2 separate regions of the Homo sapiens genome follow, and region 2 is linked to region 1. A link is a loop called in an ENCODE intact Hi-C map of the cell type or tissue named here. Cell type or tissue: B cell. All regions are shown on one strand. Each heading gives the region's core, and the rest is flanking DNA. Links, peaks and the distances in the headings are about the cores only.

What was found. Hi-C counts contacts between places; a loop is a spot of excess contacts. Peaks named below come from ENCODE experiments on the same cell type or tissue, not always from the same donor. Only the 100,000 strongest peaks of a DNase experiment are listed, where the experiment ranks them.
Region 2: a loop joins it to region 1, with 4 times the contacts of the local background. A loop is called at or near these places in 5 of 110 quality-filtered maps.

Annotation. Positions count from the first base shown.
Region 1 is chr12:31,633,955-31,639,331 of GRCh38, forward strand. All of the region lies in intron 1 of LOC124902913 (a long non-coding RNA gene), which reads right to left. Among named protein-coding and RNA genes, the nearest start is that of ETFBKMT, 23 kb to the right of the region's middle. In B cell, for the core only: CTCF peaks have their summits at 2,848 (motif pointing left) and 3,048; a DNase peak (open chromatin) is centred at 2,867; H3K4me3 peaks cover 763 bases; H3K27ac peaks cover 420 bases.
Region 2 is chr12:31,476,590-31,481,966 of GRCh38, forward strand. DENND5B (DENN domain containing 5B) reads right to left here. Exons shown (of 21, transcript NM_144973.4): 3 at 3,000-3,666. It also overlaps the pseudogene MRPL30P2. Among named protein-coding and RNA genes, the nearest start is that of LINC02387, 110 kb to the left of the region's middle. RefSeq lists an enhancer at 1,209-1,258. In B cell, for the core only: no CTCF peak of the experiment used is centred there; a DNase peak (open chromatin) is centred at 3,382; H3K27ac peaks cover 2,158 bases.

The DNA of each region.
Region 1 (5,377 bases), core at 191-5,190:
ACATGGTGAAACTCCGTCTCTATTAAAAATACAAAAAAATTAGTCAGGCATGGTGGCAGGCACCTGTAATCCCAGCTACTTGGGAGGCTGAGGCATGAGAATTGCTTGAACCTGGGCGGCAGAGTTTGGCAGTGAGCCGAGATCACGCCACTGCACTGCAGCCTTCACGACAGAGCGAGACTCTGTCTCAATAAAAAGAAAACAAAAAGTTTATTTTTGTTGTAACATTCTTTTATTATTTCTAGAGGCATGTAACAATGTGCTATGTAACAATTCAAGACTGTGGCCCAGATGAAATAATGATAGCAGCACATATCTGGAACTTCTTTGGTCACATGAATGCATAATAAATATATGAAGTGGAAACTCAATTCTACGTAGTATGACTACAGCAGACTAAAGACAATAATCAGGCCGGGTGTGGTGGCTCACACCTGTAATCCCAGCACTTCAGCACTTTAGGAGGCCAAGACCAGCAGATTGCTTGAGCTCAGGAGTTCCAGACCAGCCTGGGCAACATGGCAAAACCCCATCTCTACAAAAAATACAAAAATTAGCTAGGCATGCTGATGTGCGCCTATAATGCCAGTTACTTTGGAGGCTGAAGTGGGAGGGAGGTGGAGACCATAGGGAGCAGAGATCACGCCACTACACTCCAGCTTGGGTGACAGAGTGAGACCATGTCTCAAAAAAAAAAAAAATGCAATGACCACCAAAAACTACTCTCTGCAGTAACATGGCAATGAAAATAGATGCCATTGTTATGTACTTTAACTTCTACTATGATTATTTGACATGAGATTCCTTTCCTTTGCTTTCCTTTTTTTTTCTTTTTCCTTTTCCTTTCCTTTCTTTTCCTTTCTTTTTTTGGAGACAGGGTGGGTCTCACTCTGTTGCCCAGGCTGGAGTGCAATGGTGCAATCTTAGCTCACTGCAACCTCTGCCTTCCTGGCTCAAATGATCCTCTTGTGCCTCCCGAGTAGCTGGGACTACAGGTGCCCACTACCATGTTCAGTGATTTTTTTTTTCCTGCAGTTTTTGTAGACAGGGTTTCATAATGTTCCCCATGCTGGAGATTTCTTTCTTTCTTTTTTTGAAAAACAAAAAACAAAAAAACAAAGTCTTGCTGTCGCCTAGGCTGGAGTGCAACGGCACAATCTTGGCTCACTTCAACCTCTGCCTCCCAGGTTCAAGCGATTCTCCTGCCTCAGCCTCCCGAGTAGCTGGGATTACAGGCTTCGTGCCACCCCGCCTGGCTGATTTTTGTATTTTTAGTAGAGATGGGGCTTCACCATGTTGGCCAGGCTGGTCTCAAACTCCTAACCTCAGGTGATCCACCCACCTCGGCCTCCCAAAGTGCTGGGATTACAGGCATGAGCCACCATGCCCAGCCTTTTAAATTTATTTTAAAAATAAACGTATTTCTTACAGTTCTGGAGGTTTGAAAGTCCACAGCTGTTGGGCTGCATCTGGTGAGGGCCTTCTTACCGCAGCATAACATGACAGAGAGCATGACAGGGCAAGAGGCCATTTTCTTGTCTGAGAGTTTGATTTAGTCTAGAATCTGACCCCATCTTGACATAAACACCACTGGCTCAGATAAATATTAAGTGCAACAGTTTACCTAATTTAGTTATTTATTTGTATTCTTTTATTTTTATTTTATTTATTGAGAGGGGTTTTGTCATGTTGCCCATGCTGGTCTTGAACTCCTGGACTCAAGCGATCCTCTCACTTTGGCCTCCCAAAGTGCTGCGATCATAGGCTTGAACTACCGCGTCCAGCTAGTTTATCTAATTTAAAGACATCAAAATCTAAAGTCAGATTCTTACTTAGATTTGGTGTTTCAGATTTCAAAGAGATGAGATGTCACCAGATAAAAACTACTAGGTGGTAACCAGGCGTGGTGGCTCACGCCGTAATCCCAGCACTTTGGGAGGCTGAGGCGGGCGGATCACGAGGTCAGGAGTTCAAGACCAGCCTGGCCAACATGGTGAAACCCCGTCTGTACTAAAAATACAAAAAAAATAGCTGGGCATGGTGGCAGGCACCTGTAATCCCAGCTACTCGGGAGGCTGAGGCAGGAGAATCATTTGAACCCAGTAGGTAGAGATTGTAGTCAGACGAGATCTCACCATTGCACCCCAGCCTGGGCGACAGGGTGAGACTCTATCTCAAAAAAAAAAAAAACAAAAAACGACCAGGTGGCTCACGCCTGTAATCCCAGCACTTCGAGAGGCCAAGGTGGACCGATTGCTTGAGCTCAGAAGTTCAAGATCAGCCTGGGCTACATAGTGAAACCCTGTCTCTAAAACAAACAAACAAACAAACAAACAAAAAACAAACAAACAAAGCTTAGCTGGGCGTGATGGCGCATGCCTTTAGCCCCAGCTACTCAAGAGGCTGAGGAGGGAGGATCACTTGAGCCTGGGAGGCAGAGGCTGCAGTGAGCTATGATCGTGCCACTGTACCCCAGCCTGGGTGAGAGAGTCCCTATCTCAAAAAAATAAAACCAAAAAACTACTGGGGCCACGTCAGAACTGAAAGAGTTCTGCAGGCCCTTCAGAGAAAGGAGAAGTGAGAGTCAATTAACCTCAAGATTACATTTAAAAGCATTTTCCTCTTTAGTATAGAGGTGTGTTAAAAAAAAAAAAAGCATTTATACGAGGTATGTGAGGTATGTTAGTGAAACAGCAAAAACCTAATTATATCCTAAATAACTGGCACGCTCTAGGTTACAAATAGCAATTTGTAAAAGACCCATTGAATGAACACATTAAACAGCAGGTTGCTTATTCCTTCTCAAACCGCACTAAAAAATTCCTCTCTCGCATGTGTAGGTCCCAGAGCCAGACAGTTATGAGATGATGGTGCCCCCTGGTGGCCAATGTGGGGAGCCACCCGGCCAGGCGTGCTTCCTGGCTTTGTGCCAGCCATGCCTTTATTCTTTGGTTGGTTGGTTGGTTGGTTGGTTAGTTGGTTGGTTGGTTGGCTGGTTGAGACAGAGTCTTGCTCTGTCGCCCAGGCTGGAGTGCAGTGGCGATTTCGGCTCACTGCAACCTCCGTCTCCGAGGTTCAAGCAATTCTCCTGCCTCAGCCTCCGGAGTAGGTAGGACTACAGGCGCCCACCATCAAGCCCGGCTAATTTTTGTATTTTTGGTAGAGACGAGGTTTCACCATATTGGCCAGGCTGGTCTTGAACTCCAGACTTCAAGTGATCCACCCGCCTCTGCCTCCCAAAGTGCTGGGATTACAGGCATGGGCCACCGTGCCCGGCCAGACCATGCCTTTACTTTTGCACATATGCACAGTATTTCTGAAAATCAAGTGAAAAAGTTGGATTTATATACTCTATGTGAGTTTACATGTTATGGGGATTTCCATTTCCAGAGAATTAAAATGGATAATCAAATGTTTAATTTCATTTCACAATTTTCAAATATTTCTTTCCTTCCCTCCCTCCTTCCTCTCTTTCTTTTTTCTTTCTCTTTCTTTCTTTCTTTCTTCTCTTCCTTTTTTTTTTTTCTTAGACAGAGTCTCACTCTGTCGCCCCAGCTGGAGCTCAGTGGTGCAATCTCGGCTCACTGCAACCTCTGCCTCTCAGGTTCAAGTGATTCTCCTGCCTCAGCCTCCTGAATAGCTGGGACTACAGGCCTGTGCCACCATGCCCAGCTAATTTTTGTATTTTTAGTAGAGACAGGGTTTCACTATGTTGGCCAGGCTGGTCTTGAACTTCTGACCTCAGGTGATCCACCCATCTCAGCCTCCCAGAGTGCTAGGATTACAGGCGTGAGCCACTGTGCCGGGGCAGCAGGCCTTTCTTGACTGCAGATTTTCTAATACATGAAAACAGCCACCAATTGCAAAAATATATTAATTTTCGACAGGTACAAAAGGCACTTTGTGAATATCAGTATGCAGTTGGGTACACTTATCCGGAATTAAACCTGTCTCTCCTGGAGCTACATGCCACAGGCATCTCACACAGGGGCCGCTGTTCTGGAACACTCCTGTGAGCCAATAAAGGATCAACAGCTTCTCTTCAGGCCAGGCGCAGTGGCTCACACCTGTAATCCCAGCACTTTGGGAGGCCGAAGGGGGCGGATCACCTGAGGTTAGGAATTAGAGACCAACCTGGCCAACATGGTGAAACCCTGTCTCTACTAAAAATACAAAAATTAGCCAGGTGTGGTGGCGGGCGCCTGTAATCCCAGCTACTCAGGAAGCTGAGGCAGGAGAATCACTTGAACCTGGGAGGCGGAGGTTGCAGTGAGCTGAGATCGCACCACTGCACTCCAGCCTAGGAAACAGGAGTGAGACTCCATCTTAAAAAAAAAAAAAAAAAAAAAAAGCTTCTTTTCAAGAAAAAGCCATCCAGTGAATGGGTACCACTCACAAAATGAAGTTACTGTTTTTTTTTTTGTTTTTCGTTTTTTGAGACGGAGTCTCTCTCTGTCGCCGAGGCTGGAGTGCAGCGGCGCAATCTTAGCTCACTGCAAGCTCCGCCTCCCGGGTTCACGCCATTCTCCTGCCTCAGTCTCCCGAGTAGCTGGGACTACAGGCGCCTGCCACCACACCCGGCTAATTTTTTTTTTTTTTTTTTTTGTATTTTTAGTAGAGACGGGGTTTCACCATGTTAGCCAGGATGGTCTCGATCTGCTGACCTCGTGATCTGCCCGTCTCGGCCTCCCAAAGTGCTGGGATTACAGGCGTGAGCCACCACGCCCGGCCTTAATATTAAGCTTGTTTTGCTATAGAGTTGAAACTAATTTGTTTGCAGATTGGGCACAAACTCTCTCCCCCTGCAAAACCAAATTGTTCGGTAAGCCATGAGTTACCTCTTTCATCGACCTCAGGCTTATTTTGGCATATTCAATAGGCTGATTTAAGCCTTTGGAGCCACTTCTATAAGTAGTCTGTAAGAAATAACACACCTTAGCTGGGCGCGGTGGCTCATGCCTGTAATCCCAGCACTTTGAGAGGCTGAGGCAGGCGGATCATGAGGCCAGGCGTTTGAGACCAGCCTTACCAACATGAGGAAACCCCGTCTCTACTAAAAATACAAAAATTAGCCGGGCGTGATGGCACGTGCCTGTAATCCCAGCTACTCGGAATGCTGAGGCAGGAGAATCCCTTGAACCCGGGAGGTGGAATTTGAAGTGAGCCGAGATTACGCGCCACTGCACCCCAGTCTGGGGGACAGAGACAGACTCCGTCTCCAAAAAAAAAAAACCACACACACAAAAAAGAAATGAGTATCTTCCTTCTCCAATGCACCAAAGGGATACCAGTCACTATTCCTTTTCTTTCTACACTGAAGCTAAGAAATGCCTTTTTCAGTTAATCCACAAACAAATGATTAACATCCCTACTTTTT
Region 2 (5,377 bases), core at 261-5,260, 160 kb before region 1:
ATTTGAACCCAGGATTGTTATGACTTCAAAAACCAATACTCTAAACCAGGCATGGTGGTATGTGCCTGCAGTCTCAACTACTCGGGACGCTGAGATGGGAGGATGGTGTGAGCTGAGGAGTTTGAGGCTGCAGTGTGCTAAGACTGTGCCTGTGAATACACTGTACTCCATTCTGGGCAACACAGTGAGACCCCATCTCTAAAAATTAAAGGCAAAACAAAAGAACCCACCCACCCCCAATATTCTTTCTAACCCAAATTGCTTCTCTAGGCAGAACATAAATAAATTGAACTTCAAGATTCAAGAAAATGGCCTTTAAGATTTCTTCTAAGTCTAGAATACAAAGTTCTTTTTTTCGGCCAGGCACAGTGGCTCACGCCGGTAATCCCAGCACTTTGGGAGGCTGAGGCGAGTGGATCATGAGGTCAGGAGTTCAAGACCAGCCTGACCAACATGGTGAAAACCCTGTCTCTACTAAAAATACAAAAATCAGCTGGGTGTGGTGGTGCGCACCCATAGTCCCAGCTACTCGGGAGGCTGAGGCAGGAGAATTGTTTGAACCCGGGAGGCGGTGGTTGCAGTGAGCCAAGATCATGCCACTGCACTCCAGCCTGGGCAACAGGGCGAGACTCTGTCTTAAAAAAAAAAAAAAGTTATTTTTTTCTAATGGGCTAAAACACCATAAGGTATTAAGCTCCAAGCCTCTGCCCCTTCTAGCCATTCTCTAATCCCTACTCCATTCAGGGAAATAAAAGGAAGAAAGGAAGAGAGAATTACTTAAGGTAAAATTTTTCAGATACAAAAAGGTGATCTGTAAGTAATAATGGAAGCAGTGAGTCCTCAGCTTCTGCTGGTGGGAAGGTTCATGCTGAATATTTAGCAGGCGCTCTCTCTAAAGAGAACAGCCACCACACTTATGGCAGGGACTTTGCTGTCAGTAGCTCAAGAGGCAAAATGAACTACAGACTGGGACAAAAGGTGTGAAGTCTCTCGTTTACATAGATTGGATTCATCACAAATTTACCAGGTCAAGAATTCCATATAAAGCGTTTCAGCCTTCACTTGCAGATCATGAAAAATATGACGGAGATCCACAGAATCCTCAGAAACTGCATATTGTTACCAGAATAAAAAAGTACAAAAAGGTGTCCATATTGGGAAAAAGACATAATAAAGATGCTCAGATTAGAAAACACACATATCCATCAAGTTCACAAGCATATTGCTTCAGTGAATGCAAAACTGAAAGTGGTTTAACAGTCAGTAAGAATCAAGCCCCTGAAGTTGCCACAAGGATTTCCAACTGAGGAGGACATGTCTAAGCTCTGCCTCAAGAGCACTGGGGAATTAGTGCAGTGGCATCTGAAATCTGTGGAGCAGAAAGCAATTAACTCCTAATGCCCAAGGAGCTTCAGATTAAAAAATGGATTTTTTTTTTATCTAAAGATGATGAGAAAGTGTTTCACTAAAATATATTTTAAATATATACATATAAAAAGAAAGTGGGTGAAAGAAGAAAGGAAAGAATTTAGATTGGTCATTAGAGAATAACTTCCTGACAACAAAAATTGAGACATGAAACACATTATCAAAGAACATTATGTTGGATAAACTGAAGAAAATACAACCTTGTGAACGGCTGTCAACACACAAATAGTGTCAACATACACACAAGATGGGGAAGTACAAATATAGTCTACTTGGCTCAGCCCCACTTATAATTTAAAATAGAAAAATAAAAAAAGGAAAGTGGTAAAATAAGCTTGACGGCACCAGTCGGGATTGCACTACAATTCTGCCAGCTTAAATACAAGTTAGCAAAATGCTAACCCCAGTTGGGTGCAATGCTTCATGCCTGTAATTCCAGCACTTTGGGAGGCCACGGCAGGAGGATCATTTGAGCCTAGGATTTTGAGAGTCCAGGGCAAGACAGTGACAGTCCGTCTCTACAAAAAATAAAAAATTAGCTGATGCGGTGGCACATTCCTATAGTACCAGCTACTCAGGAGGGTGAGGTGGGAAGACAGCTTGAGCACGGGATGTCAAGGTTGCAGTGACCCATGATTGCACTACTGCACTCCAGCCTGGGTGACGGAGTGAGAACTTGTCTAAAAAAAAAAGTGAATCCAAATATTTGTGTAACCTTTTTTGAAGAATCTATCAGTGTACAGGTACTATTTTATAATTTCCTTCAATTCACTATCCATTAAGACATAGCATCTCTATTTTCTCTACACATTCATATTCAGATGACAACTAGTATCCTAGTCTAGGCTCAGCATTAGTCTTCACAAATGTACTGGTAAAATAAAATCCATAGTTTGTTATTTTCTTAATATGTGTTGGAAGAACTTTGAATGAAAGATACCACAAAGATAACTTCCTTCTGAGATTAAAAAACATAAACAAAAAACCACACACACACACACACAACTCTGGCAGAACTGTTAGACCTGGGAAAGTCATCTGTCTCATGCCTGCTCACCTTTTCTCTCACTCAGATGAAATGCTCCCACAGGCAAAGATCCAAAGTTGATTGCCTCAGGAAGCTGCAGAGTCAACAATTTCATTTATCCCTTTTCAATGTTCGCTGAGTTTTGATGTGAACCTTTACTAATCCATAAAGAATGGGAAGTCTACACGTTTCTGGTAGTAACAGAGTTCTCTCACTCTCATTATGATGAAGAAAAAATGTTTTCTTAATGACGATTATATATTATCAGGAAAAAAGGGCTATTTCCATTAATAAATAAATATACCCAAATCAGCCAAGTTAACACTTGTGTTCCTTCCTATTTCTCTCTGCAGTCACTGACTGCCACCTCAAAGAGAAACAGCAGTCTCATCTCAGCCGCTGGTCCCACCATACCTGCTCCCTTTACACAAAACAGAAAAGACTGTGATCATTATTCGGTTCTAATAATATACCCCATGGAAACACAGTAGTTGGGAGCAAAAGTACTTGTTTTTGGAAAATGTAAAATCCAAGGAAAACCTACCTTGTGAGTAGAGAAGGATTTGCATCTCTAAAAGAACACAGGTAAACACCTGCACCAGGTTCTCTAATCCCAGGAGCTCAAATGCCTCCCGAAGGGGGTAATCAGAGAGGGGGAGTTCACTGGGCCCAGGCCTCTGGCAGATGACAGGTTCATAAACACCATAAAATTTCAGTGACCTCCCTGGAGGTGGAAGGGGTACTTCATAAAGAATATTGTGGATATAGCTTTCAAGTGGCAAGGGTGGTGGCTGCTGTGAGGTAACAGCCTTGTAAAGCTGGATAAGGAATTTCTTGCAGGCCTGCATGAATGGTAACGGTGTGATCAAGCATATACTTTTTGAAACATACAGGGTGTCTCTGCTAATATCATAGGAGTTGTATCGCTGGAGTTTCAAAAGGGAAGTTGTATCTCCTTCATCAAGACTACTTGCCAATGAGTCCATACTGCAGGAAGATGAAGCATACACACTGCTGTAATGCTCAGCGTTGTGCATCTGGTAAAGTGTCTGCATTGCTGTGCAGATTTGCTTACTTGTAACTTCTTCATAAAAAGTGAGAACAAAACCATAGGTGCGAGAACCATCTTCCCTGGTAATTATAAATGAGTGAAACTGGGGGTCTTTATTGTCCGTTTGTGTCCTGAAAGATAGCCCTTTAGGCATGCACAACTGTGAAAGAAAGAAAAAAAAAAATCAGAATGCAGTACACAAATAACTTCAAGCCAGAAATAAATGTTGTTTTTTTAACATAACAGGATTCAAAAAGACAGGTTTTATCCAGATTTAATATTCGCAATAGCCTTAAATTAGAAATATATTATAAATTCCTCATACACATGTATATAAAATTATTCTTAAAAGGAGTATATACAAGGGAAAAACTTTTACTGTGTGATGTTACATGCAAGGGGCTTTACTAAGAACAAGAGAATCACTGATTTAGTCCCAGAGTAAACCTCTAACCAAGCTTGTGGCCTTTAGCAAGCCATATAACTTCTGTGAGCCTCAGTTCCTTTATCTACAATAGTTGCTGTATCAACGACTTGAAGACAGAGTAGGCAAAAGCATTTCACAAATATTAAAAAGCACTTCACAAAAATAGTACTCAAGTATTTAATACAGGGAAATAGGAAAAGGCTCATTTAGGAAGTGGAAAAAAGTTAAACAAAGAATAATAAAAACAACAGTGTCATCTTTGCTATTTTGAATAGTATGGTATTTTATCCAAGAAAAAGAAACTTTGGAAATTGAAAGCTTTTTGATCTACTAAAGCAGAAGCACAGAAACAAGGCATTTTAGATTACTTCTAGTAGAGATTATGCTCTAGTTCTTGGGAACTACCCAGGATTGAGGAAACTTGAGAACAAAATTACCCAGAGGAGCTAAAGATGCTATATTTAAGACACTTAAAATGCACAGAAAATTAGAATTGATTCTTTAAAACATTTTAAATAAAAGAAGTGAAATTACAGAAAAGTTGAAATATACTAAGGAAAACAGAACTTGTAATTCAACCATCCTAATACTCATTATTCATATTTAGATATTTCTATTTTTGTATTGCAATATGCTTTTTACATAGAAATAATTTAACCATATATTATTACTATTTTTCTATATTTAATAACTGATGTGGTACAAAATTTAGACTGTCTCCCACATCCCCACATTACCAAGAAAATACAATTCCTTTATTTCTTCATTCAAACCGTCAAAAAACATTTATTAAGTGCCTTTTATGAGAGGGGCCCTATGATACAATGGTGGGAAGGACAGACATGGCCCATGGTCCTATGGTATTTCCAGTCGAGTAAGGTTAACAGGTAAGTTTTAAAAATCATAAACTATAAAGTAAGGGAAGTGCTATGATAGGGTAAATAAGGGTTGCTATGGGAAAAACATATAATAGTAGGAAGACACACATTAGAAAAGAAGGAGCTACCAGGAAAAAATGAAGCCCAACTGAAACCTCAGGACGAGTATAGGTCTTAGTGGATAAAGAAGATTCCAGGCAGAGAGGACATGTGCAAAAGCCCAGAAGAGTTTGAGGAACTGAACAGGTCAGTGTGGGTGGGGCAGAGAATGCAAGGTGGGAGGACGTGAGAGAAAGCAAGAGAAATAATCAGGGGCTAGCCCATGAAGGGCCTTGGTAGGCCATGTTAGAACTGTGGGGAGGACAATGGGAAACCTCTGAAGGGTTTTTAGGAGAGGGACAGAATTAGACGTGCCTCTTAGCACATCCATCTTGGAACACTAAGGGGAGTGGTTTTCAAAGGGGTTCCAAAGAGGCAGCAGGAATGTCTCAGGGCCTTGGAAGGGAGTGAGAGGCTAGAGGAAGAAGTTGAGAGGGCCAGTGTCCCTTCTTCCCCTATGCACATTC